2 separate regions of the Homo sapiens genome follow, and region 1 is linked to region 2. A link is an interaction called in ENCODE POLR2A ChIA-PET data of the cell type or tissue named here. Cell type or tissue: K562. All regions are shown on one strand. Each heading gives the region's core, and the rest is flanking DNA. Links, peaks and the distances in the headings are about the cores only. Region 1 overlaps CA6 (carbonic anhydrase 6). Region 2 overlaps RERE (arginine-glutamic acid dipeptide repeats).

Evidence for each region. ChIA-PET counts read pairs that join two places held together with the same protein. Peaks named below come from ENCODE experiments on the same cell type or tissue, not always from the same donor. Only the 100,000 strongest peaks of a DNase experiment are listed, where the experiment ranks them.
Region 1: POLR2A ChIA-PET joins it to region 2 with 6 read pairs; 2 of 35 experiments call an interaction of 5 or more read pairs at or near these places.

The regions. Positions count from the first base shown.
Region 1 is chr1:8,958,351-8,969,659 of GRCh38, reverse strand. CA6 (carbonic anhydrase 6) reads right to left here. Exons shown (of 8, transcript NM_001215.4): 4 at 10,658-10,750; 5 at 7,004-7,073; 6 at 1,844-2,001. Among named protein-coding and RNA genes, the nearest start is that of CA6, 18 kb to the right of the region's middle. RefSeq lists an enhancer at 6,376-6,670. In K562, for the core only: a CTCF peak has its summit at 6,575 (motif pointing left); a DNase peak (open chromatin) is centred at 6,569; H3K27me3 peaks cover 3,093 bases.
Region 2 is chr1:8,513,976-8,525,284 of GRCh38, reverse strand. All of the region lies in intron 7 of RERE (arginine-glutamic acid dipeptide repeats), which reads left to right. Among named protein-coding and RNA genes, the nearest start is that of SNORD128, 25 kb to the right of the region's middle. RefSeq lists a silencer at 1-35. In K562, for the core only: no CTCF peak of the experiment used is centred there; DNase peaks (open chromatin) are centred at 4,594 and 6,894.

The DNA.
Region 1 (11,309 bases), core at 3,562-8,561, 440 kb before region 2:
CACACATATCTACACACCCAGAGAGAGAGAGAGACAGAGAGAGAAACTAATTGGCATTCTTGAATATATGACTTGGTATCTCTTCCTGAAAATTGTCAGCCAATATTTTGTCAAATCATGCCTCTTCCCTACTCTGCCTCTCTTCTCCTTCTAGGATTTTGATTAGACATTTACTAGACCTTTCCAGTACACAATGTCTCTTCACTTCTTTTCATAGTTCCATCTCCTTTTCTCTGTGCTGCATTCTAGATAATGTTATTGGCTGTCTCCAATTTACTAATTCTCTCTCAAACTGTATCTAACATGCGTTAAACCCATTCATTGGGTTTTTGTTTTTGTTTTTTTGAGATGGAGTCTTGCCCTGTTGCCCAGGCTGGAGTGCAATGGCATGATCTCAGCTCACTGCAACATCCGCCTCCTGGGTTCAAGCGATTCTCCTGCCTCAGCCTCCTGAGTGGCTGGGATTATAGGTTCACACCACTATGCCCGGCTAATTTTTTGTATCTTTAGTAGAGACAGGGTTTCACCATGTTGGCCAGGCTGGTCTCGAACCCCTGACCTCGTGATCCACCCGCTTTGGCGTCCCAAAGTGCTGGGATTACAGGCTTGAGCCACCGTGCCCAGCAAACTTTTTTTTTTTTTGAGACAGGGTTTTGCTCTGTTGCCCAGGCTGGAGTGCAGTAGTGCAATCTTGGCTCACTGCAACCTCCACGTCCCAGGTTCAAGTGATTCTTCCACCTCAGCCTCTGGGGTAGCTGGGATTACAAGCGCCCCACCACCACGACTGGCTAATTTTTTGTACTTTTAGTAGAGACGGGGTTCCACCATGTTGGCCAGGCTGATCTCAAACTCCTGACCTCAGGTGATCCACCCACTTTGGCCTCCCAAAGTGCTGGGATTACAGGCATGAGACACCACAACTGGCCTGGATTATTAATTTTTGATACTATTTTTCCATTTCTAGAAATTCTATTTGAGTTTTTGTCCCAAGTCTGGATGTCCATTTTTATACTTTTTTGCTCTTTTCTCATATTTAAACCTTTTATTTCTTTATACATGTTAAACATTCTTATGTCATATTAATTGTCTGATAATTCCACTAACTGAAGTCTTTGTAGGTCTGATTCTGCTGGTTCTCATCTATAATGTCTTTTTTTCTCATATGTTTTGTATTTTTTTTTCTTAATTGAGCTAATTTCAAGTAACTTTATTTGTGAAAATTCTTCTAGGTCTGGATTTAAGGTCATTTTCCCAGAGATAATTTACCATTTGCTTTTGTCAGGTGTCTGGGGGCACTTCTAGCCTGACTGGCAACATTTTGGAGTGTGAGTGTCCTTGAGCAGGGGTCTTTTCCACCTTTTTCTAAGGAAATGAAAAGTTTAAGAAAAGGAGATGGCCGGGTGCAGTGGCTCACACCTGTAATCCCAGCACTTTGGGAGGCTGAGACAGGCAGACTGCTTGAACCTGGGAGTTTGAGACCTGCCTGGGCAACATAATAAAACCCTGTCCCTACTAAAAATAAAAACTAGCCGGGCGTGGTGGCACACTCCTGGAGTCCCAGCTACTCGGGAGGCTGAGGCAGGAGAATTGCTTGAACCTGGGAGGCGGAGGTTGCAGTGAGCTGAGATCGTGCCACTGCACTCCAGCCCAGGTGACAGAGCGAGACTCTGTCTCACAAAAAAAAAAAAAAAAAAAAGGTTGGCTAGACGAGGCACAGTAGCCCTGCACACAGAAAATACTGTAGGACCCCTTAGTTGTTGACGTTCGTTGAGATGCTGGGGAGAACCCTTGTTAACCAGGCAATCGAATGGGAAGACTTCGGCAAAGTGATACCATACATTACCTGTGTCCTGGAGAGCTTGACAAAATCTGCCAGCACAAACCAGTGGACGTTCTCAGTGCAGGGAGGCGTGGTGAGTGAGCCATGGTAGGTGTAGTAGTGCTGGAGGTTCCTGGGCAGCATGTCCTGAACGTCAAGGCCAGTCAGGGTTGTTCTTTGTCCTGACCAAGAAGACAGAAGGTAACAGAATGTCAGGGACCAGCGCTGCCCCTCGGGAGGACAGCTCAGGCCCAGGCCTCGCCAGGTTCCAATCTCTTGAGTTCAGCAGAACATAGAAGCTGATGATTAAGAAACAATTTCCCAGTTTACTTCTTCCTGGAAGGGATTGAGAGGAGAGACTTTGGGGATAGACGCACTCAGACACCTGCTCCTGGCTGAGTGCTCTTGGCCGGGTGCTCACCCTGCGGCCATTTTCTCATCTGTAGAAAGGGAATAATCAGCAGGATTGTTGTGAGGGTAAGAAGGAATAACGTCTGGAAAGCAGCTGGCATTGAACCACTACATAGGGAAGTACTCCTAAGTGTAACTGCTGCGGTCACCATTATCATGGCTAGGCAGAGGACACATTTTATGATCAATGAAAGAAATAAATATGGCCCCTGGAGACTTCTGGGTAAGTGCCCTTGAAGAAAGACCAAAATGCCTTGGTTTGGGCTCATTGAGAAGTGGGTAGACAACAGTTGTAAATGCAGAATCAGGCCAGGCGCAGTGGCTCACGCTTGTAATCTCAACACTCTGGGAGGCCAAGGCGGGAGGATTGCTTGGGGCCAAGAGTTCAAGACCAGCCTGGGCAACACAGGGAGGCCCCGTCTCTACAATAAGTTGTTTTTTTTATTATTTTTTTAAATAATAAATGCAGAATCAGAACCAAGCCAGGGTCCAGGTACAGGCATTTGGTCCTGAGCTCTTCCTGCCACAACCGCTGGAAACCAAGCCCAGCCACAGGTGGGGCGTAGGGTGGGGCCACTTCCACCAGGCCTGCAAAACTCCTGCAGCAGCCACACCTGCTCCTGCTCTAGAGAGGTCCTTGTTTCATTCATGTCAACAACACTGAGCCCCTGAGCTCAGCACAAGACTCTCAAGGCAACACAGGATTGAGTTGGATTTTGCTTCACTTTCCCTGAGCACTTCTGCGCTTCTTAAAGGCAGAGAACATAGTTTTGATACATACGTAGATAGGCCTGTTCAACCAAGGCCACAATGTCTCAGAGTGCATAAGCCCATGAGTAGGCAAAAGAGTTCTAAGTTTGATTATTATTGGAAGATTTCAAGATATAACCTCCAAAAGGGCTCTGTGGTAGAGATTTATTTTTGTAACTCTAATATATTTAAGTGAAAGTCAAGAATTCCAGAATCATGATGCAGCCACCACGGAAAATGGTATAATAGTTCCTCAAAAAATAAACATACGGCCAGGTATGGTGGCTCACACCTGTAATCCCAGCACTTTGGGAGGCCGAGGCGGGTGGATCACCTGAGGTCAGGAGTTTGAGACCAGCCTGGCCAACATGATGAAACCCCGTCTCTACTAAAAATACAAAAATTAGCTGGGCATGGTGGCACGTGCCTGTAATCCCAGCTACTCGGGAGGCTGAGGCAGGAGAAGCGCTTGAACTTGGGAGGCGGAGGTTGCAGTGAGCCGAGATCAAGGCACTGCACTCCCGCCCCAGCGAGACTCTGTCTCAAAAAACAAAAAAAAATTAAAATTAAAAAAACATAGATTACTATGTGACCCAGCAATTCTACTCCTATCTACCCAAAAGAAATGAAAGCAGGGACTCAAAGAGATACTTGTACACCTATATTCATAGCAGCGTTACCTCACAATAGCCAAAAGGTAGAAGCCACCAAAATGTTCACCAGTAGATAAATGGATACACAAAATATCATATATCCACACAATGGAATATACTTCAGCCTTTTTTTTTTTTTTGAAGCAGAGTCTCACTCTGTCACCCAGACTGGAGTGCAGTGGCACAATCTCAGCTCACTGCAACCTCTGCCTCCCGGGTTCAAGCGATTCTCCCGCCTCAGCCTCCTGAGTAGCTGGGAATACAGGCACCCTCCATAACACCTGGCTAATTTTGTATTTTTAGTAGGGACGGGGTTTCACCATGTTGGCCAGGCTGATCTCAAACTCCTGACCTCAAGTGCTCTGCCAGCCTTGGCCTCCCAAAGTACTGGAATTACAGGCGTGAGTCACCTCGCCCAGCCACTTCAGCCTTTAAAAGGAATGAAATTCTGATAACATGCTACAATGTGGGCAAACCTAAAAGACATTATGCTAAGTGAAATAATCCAGACCAAAAAAAAAGACAAATACTGTTTGATTCTACTTATATGAGGTACCTAGAATAGTCAAATTCTTAGAGACAGAAACTGTGGTTACCAGAAGCTGGAAGGGGAGATGGGGAGTAACTGTTGAATGGGTACAGAGTTTCAGTTTAGGAAGACGAAAAAAAGTTCCGGCAATGGAGCGGGGTGATGGTTGCATCATACTGTGAATGTTCTTAATGCTACTGAACTGTACATTTAAAATGGTTTAAGGGGTAAGTTTGTTGTTGTTGTCGTTGTTTGAGATGTTGTTGCGCTCTGTCGTCCAGGCTGGAGTGCAGCGACACAATCTCAGCTCACTACAACCTCCACCTCCCGGGTTTAAGCGATTCTCCTGCCTCAGCCTTCCGAGTAACTGGGATTACAGGCGTGCACCACCATGCCTGGCTAATTTTTGTATTTTTAGTAGAGACGGGGTTCAACCATGTTGGCCACACTGGTCTCAAACTCCTGACCTCAGGTGATCAGCCCGCCTCCGCCTCCCAAAGTGAGGGGATTACAGGTGTGAGCCACCGCACCCAGCCTTAAGTGGTAAGTTTTAATTCAGGCTGTGGGACTGCGTGGAGTCACTGAGATGAGACAGAGCCTGACTCCACCCAACATTTAGGGCAGGAGCCAGAAAGAGAGTGAGAGGGCAGAGCTGGGGCGCGCCAGACCACCCTTTGAAGGTAAACTAAGACGAGAAGAAGAGTGGCCCATAGATCTGACCGTCACTCCGGCTCCGTGGAGCATTGGGGCCAGCTCAGGGTGGGGTGGGTGAGAATGGAGAACAGGACTATTCTATGACCTTTTCAAGGGGAGCCAGAGAACTGGGGGAAGCTGGGGAATGGTAAGGTCAGGAGATAACGTTTGTTTGCTTGTGTTTGGAGGTGGGAGGAATTAGGGCAGATGTGTGTGCTGAGCAGGAGGCTTTAATAAAGAGTAAGACATCAACGATGCAGACCGGGCACGGTGGCTCATGCGTGTAATCCCAGCACTTTGGGAGGCCGAGGCGGGTAGATCACAAGGTCAGGAGATCGAGACCATCCTGGCCAACATGGTGAAACCCTGTCTCTACTAAAATACAAAAAATTGGCCAGGCATGGTGGTGTGTGCCTGTAATTCCAACTACTCAGGGGGCTGAGGCAGGGGAATCACTTCAACCCGGGAGGCGGAGGTTGTAGTGAGCTGAGATCATGCCACTGCACTCCAGCCTGGTGACAGAGCAAGACTCCATCTCCAAAAAGAAAAAAGAGAGAGAGAGAGAGAAATCAACGATGCAGAAGACCAGGGAGAGAATAGCAGGAAAGGAGGCCCTGAGCATGGGAGAGGAGTGGGGTTGGGCCCCACGTGGGAGGGGTGGTGTTGACAAGAGCAGGGATTTGTCATCCGTTGCAGCTGAAGAGGGGATGTGGAATTTGGTCCAGATGCACGTGGGTTAAGGAGCGGAGTGTTTCTGGCCTGTGGCTTCTGTCTTCTCAATGGAGTGGGAGTGGGAGCGTCAGCTCCAGGGGAATTGCTGGAGCCCAGGCACAGGGGCTTCAGGAGAGAGGAGAAAGCATGTGACAGGAATTTGGGAGGTCAGAAAGAAAATGCCCAGCGTGATACTTTAGGATTTCTGGGCACTGTTCATATTTGTAGCTATGAATAAAAAATAATACCAGTTGGCCAGGTGTGGTGGCTCATGCCTATAATCCCAAAATTTTGGGAAGTTGAGGCAGGCAGATCACTTGAGCCCAGGAGTTCAAGACCAGCCTGAGAACATGGTGAGACCCTGTCTCTACTGAAAATACAAAAAAACCAGCCAAGCATGGTGGTGCACCTGTAGTCCCAGCTACTCAGGAGGCTGAGGTGGGAGGATCAACTGAGTCCCAGAGGTCGAGGCTGCACTGAGCCATGATCGCGCCATTGCACCCCAGCCTATGCAACAGACCAAGACCATGTCTCAAAAATAATAACGATAATAATACCAGTTAGATGTCTATGGATTTCTGTCCAGTTGCATTCAGCTGTTTGGCTGCCAGCCAACCACTAAGAAAATAACTAAAAAAACTCCAGAGTTGGTCTGGAGATTTGCCAGGTGAGTTTGTGGAGGGGTGGAGGGGTGAGGGCTAGAGGGTGTTTGCATGGGAGTGTTGAGGGAGACTTGAGAGTATCGGGGTGGAATCTAAGCTGGGAGAGAGATGAAAGGACACAGGCGTCACTAGGAGCAAGAATGTGGAAGCCCCAGGTTTGGAGGACTCCGGTCAGGTGAATTGCAGGAGGGGCTGGGTGCTGAAGTCAGAGGACTGGGAGGCTGGGAGGTGTGGCCGGAATGGGACGTGTGAAGTCGAGGATGCAGAGCTATTGTGGTTATAGCTCAAAAGTCAAGGGTTGACCCTGGGTGGGAAATGGCTCTTACAAGAACGCCGCCCTCTGGAGGAGAGGGGACGGAAGAACACCCCGAGTGTCTGGATGTCCAAGTGGTATGACGAGGGCTTCCCTCTTGACATTCATCTCAGCTTGGAGCCAGGTGGACATCTCTCTAGCTGCCAGGACTGTCACTGCCAGCTGAGGTGACAGTCATCGAAGCAAGGATATGCCTACTTAGTGCAACTCCAGTCAGAAGTTCCAATCATGGGAAATGACACATCGAATTTATGCACAGGCTTCTCAGAGAGGTTTGCTGCCTAAGCCAACAGCAGAAATCACTGGAACAAGTAACCTGGCACAGGGAGGGATGGACTCCCTTGGCAGGGCCCACGGGCCACCCTCCCCACCAGCATCAATCCCCTGCCCCCTGGGCCCACCTCACACTCACACTCACACTCATTCCCCTTCCCTCCTGCAGCCACAGTTGGCTTCCCTTACCTGGGTACTTGATGTTGGCCAGATGAGAAATGAAGTTGCTGTAATAAGTGTTTTCAGGGTAATTCTTCACCTGCAGAGAAACACAGAGCACTGAGCGTAAGTGAAGAAGAGGCCCCAGCACCATCGCTACTAATCCAGCCACTCAGCTTTCTAGCGGATTGGGCCGAGCCTAGAGAGTAAGGAGAGGCAGCCTGTGCCGTCTTGTGTTTTGGCAGAGACAGTCTGGCTGTTCTTTGCTACCAACCACGCAGGTTCATGAGTCCTTCCAGAAAGGCATTATCTGAAGTATTTTGGCAGCTTCCAGGGAAAGAAGCTTGTCAGTCATTGGTGATGCCCTCAGAAATGGCCAACTCTTACTCTAAAAAAGTCCCCTGTGCGCTTGTTTTTGTTTGTTTGTTTGTGAGTTTTTTTTTTTTTTTAAGAGTCTTGCTCTCTTCCCCAGGCTGGAGTGCAGTGGCATAATCTCGGCTCACTGCAACCTCTGCCTCCAGGGTTCAAGCAATTCTCCTGCCTCAGCCTCCCGAGTAGCTGGGATTACAGGTGCCCACCACCACACCTGGCTAATTTTTTTGTATTTTTAGTAGAGATGGGGTTTCACCATGTTGGCCAGGTGGGTCTCCAACTCCTGACCTCAGGTGATCGGCCCACCTCGGCCTCCCAAAGTGCTGGGATTACAGGCGTGAGCCACCGCACCTGGTCTGTGCACTTGTTTTGGGCAGTGTCAGCCACAGTCAGATTCTTTGTGATGAGGAGGGCTTGATCTCACAAGTTCCCTTCTTCATCCTCAGGACTTCCGACAGAGAGCCAGATGTCCAAGGCAGAACGACTACAATTCCCCCAACACCAGGTCACTCTTTCTGAATGAGTATTGACTTTAACAGTCAGAAAAGTTGCTTTGGGTGAAAAAGGTCTATTTTCAATGGCTCTTTTCAGTCAAGTGGTGTTGATCTCTTTCACTGTGCATAAATTTGGCTTTCTTGGCTTTATGACTGCATTTGCTATTTGTTTTCTAGATGTCTCGTGCCTTTTTTGTTGCATTGGTCCACCTTTACTGCCTTCTTTTGTGTTAAGCAAATACTTCTCATTTACCATTTAATCATTTTTAGTTATTTTCTTAGTGGTTGCTCAAATGATTACCATATACAACTCAATCACAATCTATGTCAGGTTAATATTAACTTAATTTCAGTAAAATATAGCAACTTTGCTTCAAAAGAGCTCTATTTCATCCTCATCCTTCTATTTTTGTCATATGCATTATATCTACATATATTATAAGTCAGTGGTATAGTCATTGCTTTAAATAATCTTGATGGTTTTTAAAAAGAAATTAAAAGAAGAAAACACAAAAAATATATGTATGTAGTCTTTTCTATTCTCCATTTCCAGTACTCTTCACTTCTTTCTGTGGATCGGAGTTAACCGTCTGGTATTATTTTCTTTCAGCCAGAAAAGCATCCTTATATATGACTTGTAAGATAGACCGGCTAGCAATTATACTGGTTTTCGTATATCTGGGAATGTGTTGTTTCACCTTCATTTTTGAAGGGTGGTTTATTGGATATAGAATTCTTGATTGACAGTCATTCCACTGTGTTCTGATGACTTGAAAAGTCAGCCATTAATTGTACTGTCATTCCCCTACATATAATAAATCCCTTTTCTCTTGCTGCTTTCAACAGTTTGATTTTTGATGTATCTAGACTTGGGGTTTATTTATCAGACTTGGGGTATTTTTAGTTTCTTGGATTGATAAATTTATGTTTTTCCTCAGATTTGAGGCTTTTGGGCCATTGTTTTGTTTTGTTTCATGTTTTTCTTCCACTTTCTCTCTCTCCTTTCCTTCTGGGACTCCCATTATATATATGTGTGTGTGTGTGTGTGTGTGTGTGTGTGTGTGTGTGTGTGTGTGTTGCTATACTTGATTTTGTCCCCATGAGTCTGCAAGGCTGTTCATTTTTCTTCTGTCTTTTTTCTCTGTTTTTCAGATTGGATAATTTCATTGCTCTATCTTCAAATGCACTGATTCTTTTTTTCTTCTGCTGCCTCAGATCTGCTTTGGGCCCATCTAGTGATTCTTTTTCCATTTTGTTTATTGTACTTTTCAACTCTAGACTTTCCATTTGGTGCATCTTTAAAGTTTCTATTTCTCCATTGAGATTCCTTTTTTGAGTCATTGTCATCATATTTTCCTTCAATTCTTTGAACATAGTTTCCTTTCATTCTTCAAACATTTATGATAGTTGTTTTTTTTTTTTAATTTTTCTCCCAGCCACAGCATTGATAGTTGTTTTAAAGTCCTGTCTGCTTAATCACTCTGGGTCCACTCAGGTCAGTTTCTATAGATTGTTTTGAGTTATTTTTTCCTCCTAAATATGGATTACATTTTCCTATTTCTTTGCATGCCCGACTTTTTTTTTTTTTTTGAGACGGAGTCTCGCTCTGTCATCCAGGCTGGAGTGTAGTGGCATTATCTTGGCTCACTGCAGCCTCTGCCTCTTGGGTTCGAGTAGTTCTCCTGCCTCAGCCTCCTAAGTAGCTGGGATTACAGGCGTGCGTCACCACGCCTGGCTACTTTTGTATTTTTAGTAGAGATGGGGTTTCCCCATGTTGGTCAGGCTGGTCTTGAATTCCTGACCTCAGGTGATCCATCTGCCTCAGCCTCCCAAAGTGCTGGGATTACAGGCATGAGCCATCGCGCCCAGCTTTTTTTTTTTTTTTTTTTGAGATAGAATCTAGCTTTATTGCCCACGCTGGAGTGCAGTAGCACGATCTCGGCTCACTGCAACCTCCACCTCCCGGGTTCAAGTGATTCTCCTGCCTCAGCCTCCCAAGTAGCTGGAATTACAGGCGCCTGCCACCATGCCCAGCTAATTTTTGTATTTGTAGTAGAGATGGGGTCTTGCCATGTTGGTCAGCCTGGTCTTGAACTCCTGACCCCAAGTGATCCATCCACCTTGGCCTCCCAAAGTGCTAGGATTACAGATGTGAGCCACCACGCCCGGCCCCACCATCTAGACTTTCTTAGAAATGCAGAGGTGTTGACTGGGCCTGGTGGCTCATGCCTGTAATCCCAGCACTTTGGGAGGCTGAGGTAGGGGGATCACCTGAGGTCAGGAGTTCACAACCAGCCTGGTCAACATAGTGAAACCCGTCTCTACTAAAAATACAAAAATTAGCCAGACGTGGTGGCAGGTGCCTGTAATCCCAGCTACTTGGGAGGCTGAGGCAGGAGAATCATTTGAACCTGGGAGGTGGAGATTGCAGTGAGCCGAGATTGTGCCACTGCACTCCAACCTGGGTGACAAGAGTGAAACTTCGTCTCAAAAAAAAAAAAAAAAGGAAATGCAGAGGTGTTGCCTTTGTCTGACTGAGTTGCAGGTTTCCCCTTGCCCTTCGAACAATTTGTGTCTACGCAACCCCTCTGGGATTCCAGCTCTTTTAAGTCAGCTTGTCCACGTTAACCAAGGTCCGGAGATTGACAGCACGGAAGGAGCACAGTGATCTTCCATCGAGTCAATGTTTCCAAGAACTGTGAGCTCAGGAAAAGATGAAGAGTGATAATAAAGAAGACTGTTCAACTAGACTTCACACCTTGTTTGGACATCAACCTATAACTTCAAATACAGACACACATGGGTAGTTTCTGCTTACCTCAACGAAGGCTGCCAGTACAGCCAAACCATCCGGCGCATCTTGGGCTATATCATAGCTCTTGTATTTAGAATTGTAGTGAACAATGTGAATCTGTAAGAGCAAGGTAGAGTGGGTCAAGGGCAGTTCATAGAAATTCAAATGCTTAAGATTTCCAGGGAAGGAGGAAGAGAAAGAAAGGTGCTCCGTCTGAGGCCTCAGACTGTTCCACACAAGCAACTTGGACCTCCATCTCTCTCCATCTGGGCTGCAATTCCTATCTATCAAGAGCAGAAACTTCCCCAAGAATGGAAAGAGCAAGAGTGGGATTCTGGAAGATGGCAGTTCGAGGCCATTTCCCGACCACACCTCCCTCCAGGCAGACAAGCTGGCAGAGTCTGAAGGGATCACATGAGGACAGTGGGTTCTCCTGGAGTGTCTGGGGGCTTTGCAGGGAGAGTGAGCTTGCGCCCCTTGTCCCAGGCAACCATTGTTAACATGTAGTCATCCTATGGATGGATTCTGGCAAAAGAGGTAACTCAGAAAATCTAACACAGTCCAGGCACAGTGGCTCATGCCTGTAATCCCAGCACTTTGGGAGGCCGAGGCGGGTGGATCACTTGAGGTCAGGAGTTTGAGACCAGCCTGACCAACATGGCGAAACCCCGTCTCT
Region 2 (11,309 bases), core at 2,441-7,440:
TTGATTGAGAGCCTGTTTGCCAGAGCAAATTATAATTTTTGTGATCTTTTTCTGAAGTCTGACATATTCAGGGAACAGTTGTGAATTATGATTGCAACAATAACACCTTAAAATTGATTTTTTTAAAAATGAAAGGTTATGTCACATCAGTTTTTACTTAGTCTCTTGCCTTCAAAAGGAAGCAGACTCATCTTCCTTTTAGAGCTTATGGAAAATTCTTTGGCAATTAAAAAAAGTATGCATTGACTTTTGTGTTAGAAATTGAAGTTTAGGTATTTTGTTTATTTTTGTATCTGTTTTAGAATCGGATAGCATTTTTTGCATATGTGTATGTTGTCATGTGACTTGGAATTCTATTCTCTTAAATGGAGTAAAAAGAGTAGTTGGTGCTGAGAAGGCAGTCATTGACAAGGCCTCATTTCGTACCCACTGCTTGATAGCCAGACACTAGTTTCTTCTACCCAGGGGAAGTTGTGCTTTTGGGGTGTCCTGTTGCAGAGCAGGTTCAGACAGATGGCTTTCACTGTGGTTTATTTAGGGAGCCAGTCAGAATAAGATTTAGGACAAATTGAATTCTTACCCAAGTAGATATTAAATGAAGTTTTTGAATTATACTGTTTGCTCCTTTTTGTTTCCACTCCTTTTTCTTCTGATAAAGGTTAGAAAAAATTTGAATGCCACCTAAATTTTGTGCATTTGTGAGGATGGAAGAAAGCATACAATATAGAAGAATGTGCAACTGAAAAACCCTCATAGGAAGGAGAAGAAATTTACTATGCATTGATACAAGGAGAAATTCCTTGTGTAAGCTCTTAGTGGTGTAGTGTGAATTTGGAGTGTTGCATGGTCAACTCTTTCCAGGGAGGCCCTTGATTTTAGTGGAAAGTTTTTAGGAAGGCTAATGTTGGTGAATTCTAGTCACTGAAAATATTACTGAAGTATAATCTGTATTCTTACAGATTCAATTTTGGGATTGCAACTAAGGAGATGAATTGTAGAAGGATAATTTAGGGTGTGCGTTTATTATTTTTGTGATCAATTTTTTTACCCATGTGAGGGCTTTCTTCCCATTGTGACCATATTTATTTGGGCATTGCACTGGGGAGTTTTGGGGAGGTACCCCATACCATATAATGTTGCTTCTGGAACTCGCCTTATTTTACTCTGTTTAAAAGCACCATTGCTCTTCCTTCCTGCTTCTTTTAATAAAAGTATCCCTTCAATAGACGAGAGGAACTGGACACTGCACCACTTTCTGTCATGCACTTGTGGGATCTGGGCAGGACTCACATTTCATGCTCAAGGAACAAACTCATTGTTTGAGTCAGGAGAATATTGCCTTTCTGTTCTAGATCTTTACCTCTTCTGAAACTTTCTTTACAGTTAACAAATAAAAATGTGAACAGGAAGCTGTGCTCACAGCCGAATCAGCTCTGGATCAGGTTCCTGCCACTGGTGTGGCTGGCCTGTGTGGGCCTAGTACAAATCTGTATTTATGGAGCTTGGATGCCGCCATCTATTTGATGGTGAAGACTTGTGGTTGCTGACTGTGATCTGTGGATATTCTGTTGTTAAGAGTCGAATTTGTCTATGTTTCAAATCCAATAAAGTAACTCTAATGAGTGTGGTATGTATTTCTTCTATATTATCCTGTCTGGGAAAAATATTTTTTGGAATGCTAAAGGCTTGCTTCAGGGCTTCTGTGCTTGTCTGGTGGAGGAGGTGAGGGAACAGCACATGGGAAGTTACTCTGGTGGTTGATGAAGTCTTTGGTCTGTGTAGCTTGAACATGGAAAAGATGCTAGTTTGTTTCATTTTGGCTTATGGTTCTGCTTCTGTTGCACTTGAGAATATCAGGAAATGTTGGGAATGTAGCAAGTAGATGTTTCAAAAAATAGAGAAGTTCACAAAGTTAATATCTTATTAGTTGTTCTTATCATTGTAATAGAATCTCGAATTCGAATCTGAGGGAGCCTCACATTTAAAGCGTTCCTCTGTCAACATAAGTTTTGCAGTCTGTCTTTGGTTGAAAGCTAGAATGAACTTGATTGTGTTTAATTGACATGTCACTTTTTTTTCTTTTTCTTTTTGAGATAGGTTCTCACGCTGTCACCCAGGCTGGATGGAGTGCAGTGGTGTGATCTCAGCTCACTGCAGCCTTGACCTCCCTGGGGACCTCCCTAGGCTAAGGTGATTCTCCTGCCTCAGCCTCCCACATAGCTGGGACTACAGGTGGGCGCCACCACACCTGGCTAATTTTTTGTATTTTCTGTAGAGAAGGGATTTCACCTTGTTGCCCAGGTTGGTCTTAAACTTCTGGCCTCAAGCAATCCATGCTGCCTTGGCCTCCCAAAGTGCCAGGATTACAGGCCAGCGTGCCTGGCCTGACACTTCATTCTTTTTTTTTTTTTGAGACGGAGTCTCGCTCTTGTTGCCCAGGCTGGAGTATGATGGTGTGATCTCAGCTCACTGCAACCTCCGCCTCCTGGGTTCAAGCGATTTGCCTGCCTCAGCCTCCTGAGTAGCTAGGATTGCAAGCATCTGCCACCATGCCTGGCTAATTTTTGTATTTTTTAGTAGAGACGGGGTTTCACCATATTGGCCAGGCTGGTCTCAAACTCCTGACCTTGGGTGATCTGCCTGCCTCAGCCTCCCAAAGTGCTGGGATTATAGGTGTGAGCCGCCCTGCCCGGCTGACACTTCATTCTTAATCTTCTTTTCACTTCTTCCTTGACTCGTGGCTACTGTGTTAATTTATGAATTAGAAGACTCTAATATATCTAAGACCAGATGTCTGTGATTCTCTAGTTGTTCTTTTTTCCTGATTCTTTTCCTTCTGAATTTGTTTTCTTTTCCATTTTACTTTGTGTATTCATTTATTCAACATATTCATACCAAAGACGCATTTGCCAGGTACTTTTTGTTTGTTACTCAACCGAGTTGTCTTCCACCAGAAAACCGTGTATTCTAAGACTGTAACATAAATGTCTGACAGGATGAGAGAGAAGGTAGAAAATAATAGCTAAAGGAATATTTTAGATGGTGTGTACATTCACAAATCTTCTCCTAAATAAGCACAGATAATTAGTTATCATCTCTTCTGAGCAGTTTCTGATAGGGGCATGCCTGTATTCCTGCAACTGTGGGTGATAAAGCATGAGTCTGATTTATTTTTCTTTTTGGTCTAATGAGACTCATGCTTGAATGTACTTTTAAAACAATTCTGAAAGATAACTGATCTCATATTGTATACTCTATGATACTTTGAGTCTAAGGTAAAACACTTAATTCAACTGGGAAAATTAGAGATTATTTCTATCAAACTTCTTTGAGCTACACATTTATTTGTGATTATTTGATTTTTTTCCCTATTGGACATCAAGCTTTTGGGGCAGGGGCCAAGTCTATTCTTACGGTCTCCATTTCTAGTAGAGTACCTGGCAAATGGGTCTTTGGTATGAATATGTTGAATAAATGAATGCATCATCTGTGGTAAGAGGAAAGGCTAGATTTGGAGCCAGGTAGTGTGGTTCAGATTCCACCTAATAAGTGACAATTGGGCAAGCGGTGACATTCGACAGGTTCCTTCCCTCCTCTGAGCTTCATTTTTCTCATGGGTAATCTGGAAATAAATATTTCTTACAGTTTTTGTAAAGATTAGATGAAAACAACTTGGAAGTGCTTGGCACATAGTTGCTTAGTACATTATTGTTATTAATTCGCAGGTCAAATGTACAGTCTCAAGCTCATGTAGATATGATTATCTCAACAACAACATATATTTTTAAATTTTTAATTAAAAAAAATAGGCATGCAGGTCTCACTTTGTTGCCTGGGTTGGTCTCGAACTCCTGGCCTCAAACTATCTTCCTGTCTTGGCCTCCCAAAATAGTAGGATTATAGGCATGAGCCACTGTGCCTGGCCAACATCTTTTTATTTTTAATAGCCTGTTCAACTAAGACAATGCTAGGGATTGTTTTAGGAATTACACTAATTATTAACCACCAGTATGTTTAATAACTATTTACTGATCCACTTTCTTCTTACTCTCTTTGAGTGTTTATGTTTTTCTTTATACATCTTGGAGTTCTTTTTTTTTTTTTTTTTGAAAAAAAGAAGCTCTACTTCCATAATTTATAATATTGGGTGTGTTCAGCATTAAACATTTCCTGCCACTTTCTCACTTACACACACTAGGTGCATGTGTGTGTGTTAGTTATTGCCTGTTTGTGTTCTCTTCCTTCTATATTCATACCACTGCAGCGAGGAGGAATAAGGCAATTGTCATGTTTTTTTATAACATTTCCCTGAGGGGACAAAGAAACCTTTAGACGTGTTGTAGACATGCTTGCTTGGTCCAAAGTCCCTTTTTTTTTCTGGGGGTGCTTCATTCAGCTTTGTTATACAGTTTGATTTCAATATGCAGAAAGCTAGCACCATCTTGGGTCAGGAGAGCAGCTTAATCTACAGTGACTGCTGCTTTGTAAGTGGGTTTCGGTCATAGTGGTTTTTTTTTTTTTTTTTTTTTTAAAAAGTTTTTTGGCTGAATCTCCATGTGTGTGCAGGCAGCTTTGTTAGGCCGCAGCCCCTAAACTTTGCCACAGGCCATTACAGTAAAGTTCCCTAGGAGCCTGTGGTGGAATGTTGTTTTATGACGTTGCCAGATACACGGTAGGTTACCACATAATGGAGAAGAGAGAGAAGGCAGATAAGAAATTTAGACAACGGAGCAAAGTCACTATAGCACTTTGAAACTGGATCTTTCTCACCTGTTAAATTTTTTTGACCAGTTTTTTTCCTGACATTACTCATACATTATTGTGTGTGGAGGCCATATTTACTGCATCTTACCAGCATGGAAATTCTTATTATTCTTCAGGCAATGCCAAATTTCTAGTTCTGGACCCTGAATTATATTTAGGAGGACCCTGTGGGAGAGCTGCCGGTGTGGCCTGGAGTCTTCTTCAGTAATTAACTCAGTGTGACCCCTTAAAAGAGCACTTTTCTTTCCTCAGGCCTTGATTTCTTCTATTAAGCTAGAAGATTGGATCAATGGCCTCTCAGGAACTTTCCACAGAGAAAATTTAGAATTTTATGATTTTGGATTTTGGACAAGTTCTTGTGTTGGCCTTTGTATTTATTTGTGTGTGAATATGGAAGTGGTAACTTTAAGTTGACTAAATCTCTTTGTTTTTTCATTTGTATTTGTTTTTAGTTTTATTTTTGATTGAATAATGAATTTTGTTCCTGTTAGGCAGTTTAATCAAACCTACGTTTAAGTTAATTTTGCTTGGAGGGCTGGCTTTCTGTCACGGGGACTTCACTAGCTAAGCTTTGCAGCAGAGCCCTTGCTTGCTGTCTGTGGCTAAGCAGTAGTTGAGTTAGAATATTGGAGTCATTTATTTATTAAAAATGTATCTAGTAAGAGCCAGTGAGTTCTGCATTATGGTGACCAAAACCAGTTTTAGTTCTTACCCGCATGTACTTCCAGTCTAGAGGGCAAGACAGCCATTCAAAGAAATAACTACAAAAAATAAATATAAAATCCTGACTGTGATATGGGTGGAAGGAGAGGTAAGTGGTACTTCGGGAACTCATAATAGCAGGATTAGCTTCCATTCTCACTTATTGCCAGTATATAGAGTTTAATAATATTAATGACCCCTAAGCAATAGGTACTATGTCTAGTTCTTTCCATAAATCATCTTTTATTTTTATAGCAACCTTGCATAATAACATTATCAACTTCATATCATAGATGAGGAAACTAAGGAATTAGATTTAATTGTGTCCTCAAAATCACAGAGCAAACAAAACCTGGGTACTGAAACTTATTTTTAAAATTTTATTAGCGACAGGGTCTTGCTCTGTTGCCCAGGCTGGAGTGCAGTGGTGTGATCATAGCTCACTGCAACCTCAAAACTCCTGGGCTCAAGTGATCCTCTTGTGTCAGCCTCCCAACTAGCTGGGACTGCAGGTGCATTTTACCATGCCTGGCTAATTTTTAATTTTTGTTGTTTTTGTTGTTTGGTTGGTTGGTTGGGTTTTTTGTTTGTTTGTTTGTTTGCAGAGACTAGGTCTTGCTATGTTGCCTAGGCTGGTCCTGAACTCCTGGGCACAAGGGACCCACCCACCTTGGCCACCCAAAGTGCTGGGATTACACACATGAGCCAGCCACCATGCCTGGCCTGATACTAAAATTTTAATTCAGGTTCATTTAATTCTGAAGACCATGCTCTTTCCCTGCTTTTGAACATCTAGACTCAGGTGTGGGTGTGACAGTGTCATGGGAGATCCTAATAGGAAGTACAATGATGTTTCTTTTAATGTTTGTTTGTTTATTTGTTTATTTATTTATTGCTGTTTCTTAAGGAGCAGGGCTAACCCACAGAAAGTGTGCCCAGAGTCGGCCAGCACAATGATTTTATTCAGATTTATGGAAATTTTTCTCTAAAAATGAATGGGAATATATGATGGGATAGAATACAACATTCGCATGGCTTTTTAAGATACTATGTTAGATTTTAAAAAGAAATTTCAGACTTGTTCAGGGCAGCTTTGAAGTATGTGTTCATGCTGGGGAAAATTGAGAAACCCAGCATATTGCACTAGTCTTCCTTCTTAATCCTCGCTTTCACTCCTACCTCACAATCCATCTAAAAAAGTGATTCTGATAAATTGCCTTTTGGTTTTCTTAAAATGTAGTGTATTTTGTTCTGGACCCACAGACTTCTTCTGTGGTCATTTTCTAAATGTGTACTAAGTAGCGTTTCTAAGATCTTCATTCTGTTGATGCCATGTCAGTCTTCCTGCTCAACTTAATACCCTGTGGAAAAGATAAGAATGTCTGCTGTGTGATATTTACCATCTGAAGGACAGGGAGAGAGATTTCTCAGTGATCTCATTCATACATGACGCCAGCCACAGAACAAGGGTCTGACTTGAGCCTTTTCTGTCCCAGCACCTTGGGAATGGGCCACAGGCTACACGACTGTTAGGACCCAAGGCTTGGGGAGGGGCTGAATGAGGGGGTCAGCTCTTGCCCTTAGTTGCTTCATGGTGGTGCCTTCTGTTCATGTGTTCTTCCCATATCTCTATCCTCCTCCCTCATCTTCCCTTGTAGAATCAAGTGCCTATCTTAAGCAGTCACCGTGATCACATAGAGATCTTTGGGCGTCTTTGGTGAATGTTCACAGAACATTGCCTTCCTGCCCCTTCCCCTTTCTTCAGGGTGAAGAAGTGGCCGCATCATGTTCTGGGCCAAGCCTCTGGGTTGGGCTGGGATCCTGCATCTAGCAGGCATGCTCTTCTCACAGACCCTCCCTTTGCCTGCCATCGCCACCTCCATCTCCTCTGCAAAGATGCTTCTCCCTTTTTGATATTCATTTACAGGCTCCCTGCTCCTTTCTGTCCATTCCCTGTTTACTTCTTAGAATAAAACGTTTCCATGGTAACAGGTTACTTTTCAAAGGGAACATCTTGTCATTTTATTTAATCCACTGCAGTTGAAGAGGACTGAAATATTAAGTTGTAGTTGCTATGGATACTGCTTTGTTACACTGGGGTTTTTTTGTATCAGATTTCATATACAATGACTTTCTGTTTTTTTAATACTTCAGGAATAAAAACAACAACTTACCATTATTGTTGTAATTTGGCTTCTGGAACTATTTTTTTCATATTCTAAAACAAAGATTTGTAGAATAATGTAGGCTGAACTTAAGTTGTTTTGAAAAACATATTATTTACATTAGCTACACAGAGAAATTCCTTCTTTTGCTGGGGATGATAGTGACACTTCTTAATTCGGTTTTTGTAATATGATTCACAGTATAAAGATGTCTCCAAGATGATGAATCCACAGCAGAAATCCTTAGTAAACATAAGGAAAAAATAAATATGTCACTTGGAGTTAATTTCTTGAATCTCATTGCTAATAAGCTGTGGCCCTCTTTCTTCAGTTACTGGTTCAGCTGTGTACAGTGTAATTTGAGGTTGATCTGTTTGTCCTTTAATCAGCTTTTCTCATGTCTGGTGTTCTTTCTGATTTCCCATCTGCCTGTAGTATATCCCCCCCTTCATTTGACTTTTTTAAAACTTTAAATTTTTTGGATTCACAGGAAGTTGCAAAGATACCACAGAGTGGTCTCATCTTTTGTAACTGTAATACGATACCAAAACCAGGAAACTGGCATTAGTAGATTGTGTGCGTGTAGTTCTGTGCCATTTTATCACATGGATAGCTTTGTGTAACCACCACAACAATGAAGAGACAGAGCTATCCATCACTACAAAGCTCTCCCTTTGTGGTCGCACCCTCCGCCTCCCTCCCTCTCCCCACCATCTCTAACACCTGGCAATCACGAATGTGTCTCCATTTCTGTAATTTTGTCATTTCAAGAGTATTATATACATTGGCCTCTAACTTTGATAGGTTTTTCTCTTTCATCATGACTTTCAAACTTAAAAAAATTCTTTTGATCATTTTGTCTTGCTTGGGTGTTTGAAATAAACATAGAACCAAAATAGGGAAAGGGATATGGATTCTCATCATTCTGTTTGTAATTAATTGTGTGATTTTGGTTCAGTAACTTAATCATTCTGCCATATGGGAGTGTGATTGAGAGCTCTGACTTTGGAGTCAGCTGACCTTGAGTAGGATTCCTGATTTCTCCACTTATTTGCTGTTTAATCTTGGGCAACTGCGTAACGTCTCTTGGCTTCAGTGACCTGACCTGTACACTTACTACAATAGCACCTATCTTACAGGGTCGCCTGTAAGATTAGATAAGAAAATAAATGGAAATTGCTTACCTTGCAATGCCTGGTACATAGTAAATGTTCAATGGATATATTAGTTGCTTTATTAATGTTAAAATTAGTATTGTTATTATTATTACCTATGGAGATACTGCCTCATAGAGTTGTCGTGGAATAATGAAATAATATGTGCCCAGCATAGAAAGCACTTAGTAATTGATAGCTAGTATTATTATTTTGCTTGTGTTTGTTATGTAACTATAATACACCTAGATTTTTTTTTTTTTTTTTTTTTTCCTCTGAGAGAGTCTTGCTCCGTCCCCCAGGCTGGAGTACACTGGCGGGATCTCGGCTCTCTGCAGCCTCCATCTCCTGGGTTTGAGCAATTTTTCTGCCTCAGCATCTTAAGTAGCCGGGATTATAGGTGCCCACTACTGCACCCACTACCACGCTTGGCTAATTTTGTATTTTTAGGGGTGGGGCTTCTCCATATTGGCCAGGCTGTTTTGGAACTCCTGACCTCGGGTAACCTGCCCACCTCAGCCTCCCAAAGTGCTGGGATTACAGGCACGAGCCACCGCACCCGGCCTACACCTAGATTTAAGATAACGTATGTGAAAACTCTTAAGATGAGGATAAAGATAGATGTGTGTGTATGTTGCATTATTCTGGATATTACTTGCATCTTTGGTTTCTTAATTCATACAGTAGTATCCTTTATATGTCTTGGCTAGGATTCATACTGCCTTTGGTCTGGATTTTTCTTCCGAAGTTGATGACCACCCTGGCTTTGACTAGACCTACTTTGTTAATTCAGCAGCATTGTACATCCAAGCAGAAACCTCTTTAGTAGCTATGTTTTGTTGTTGTTGTTGTTGTTGTTTGTTTGTTTTTTGAGACAGTCTTGCTCTGTCACTCAGGCTGGGGTGTAGTAGCATGATCTTGGCTCACTGCAACCGCTGCCTCCCAGACTCAAGCAATTCTCCTGCCTCAGCCTCCTGAGTAGCTGGGACTACAGGCGCCTGCCACCACGCCCGGCTAAGTTTTGTATTTTTAGTAGTGTGGGGTTTCACCATGTTGTCCAGGCTGGTCTTGAACTCCTGACGTCAGGTGACCTGCCTGCCTCAGGTGAGCCACCACGCCCGGCCTGTTTGTTTTTTTAAAGACAGTCTAGCTCTGTTTTGCCCAGGCTGGAGTGCAGTGGTGTGATCATAGCTCACTGCAGCCTCAAACTCCAGAGCTCAAGTGATTCTCCTGGCTCAGCCTCCTGAGTAGGTGGGATTATAGGTGCGTGCCACCGTGACCAGCTAATTAAAAAAACATTTTTTATAAAGCCTGTTGCCCAGGCTGGTCTCAAACTCCTGAGCTCAAGCTGTCCTCTTGCCTCAGCGTCCCAGAGTGCTGGGATTCCAGGTGTGCACCACCACGTGTAGTGCTGTGTTGCTTTGAACACAGGATAGAAAGACACCTGAATTTCTGTGAATAGCAATACTAACATGTCTGTTAATATCAAAACATGAATTAAATGCCTTAATACCTAGAAATGAGATAATACTGTAGAGCACCTAGGACAGATAGTAAGTGCTGAAATGTTAGCTACTGTTGTTATTCATCAAAGAAGAAAGCTGGAGTCTTCTAGATGAATTTTAGCCTCCAGCACTTGCTGAAGTTCAGAATGTGCCATAATCAGTGCTTCTCAGAGCATAGCTTGTGGACCTCATTATTATTATTATTATTTCTCTTTTCTTTTCTTGTCTTGTCTTTTCTTTCTTTTCTTTTCTTTCTTTTTTTTTGAGGCGGAGTTTCATTCTTTTTTTGCCCAGGCTGGAGTGCAATGGTGTGACCTCAGCTCACTGTAACCTCTGCCTCCCGGGTTCAAGCAGTTCTCCTGCCTGAGCCTCCCGAGTAGCTAGGATTCAGGCACACACCACCCGGTATGGCTAATTTTGTGTTTTTAGTAGGGATGGGGTTTCACCATGTTGACTAGGCTGGTTTCGAACTCCTGACCTCAGGTGATCCACCTGCCTCGGCCTCCCAAAATGCTGTGATTACAGGCGTGAGCCACCTCGCCCAGCCTATTAGTATTTTTTAATCCCAAGACTTGGCTTCCCGACTTAAAAGTCTTCTGCCCTATACCAAAAGACAGTGATTGTCTTGAGGAGAAGCCTTGGTTCCGTCGAGACATTTGAGTTAGAAGCGAAGCTAGCCACTTTTTTCATGGAATATCAGTTACTCTTTGAAAGAACAACTGACAGACAAACTGTGGTCATTCAGACGTGGGCATTTGGCAGAAACTTTCTTGAAGATGAATTAAGTGAGCTTGTTATTTCAAGGAAAACACTGATACTATTTGACAAGGCTAAGATTTGAACTTTCAAGTAAAAATTAGAATTTCGAAAAGCTTGTACTCACCACTCTGAGCCTGACAGCTTCTCTACACTGAAAGGCATTTCTTATGAGATAGGTGATATTAATATGATTTTTAAAAAATGCTGTATAAAGAACTGGTTGATATTTGAAAGATCTGCAGAACTGAGTAAACTGACAT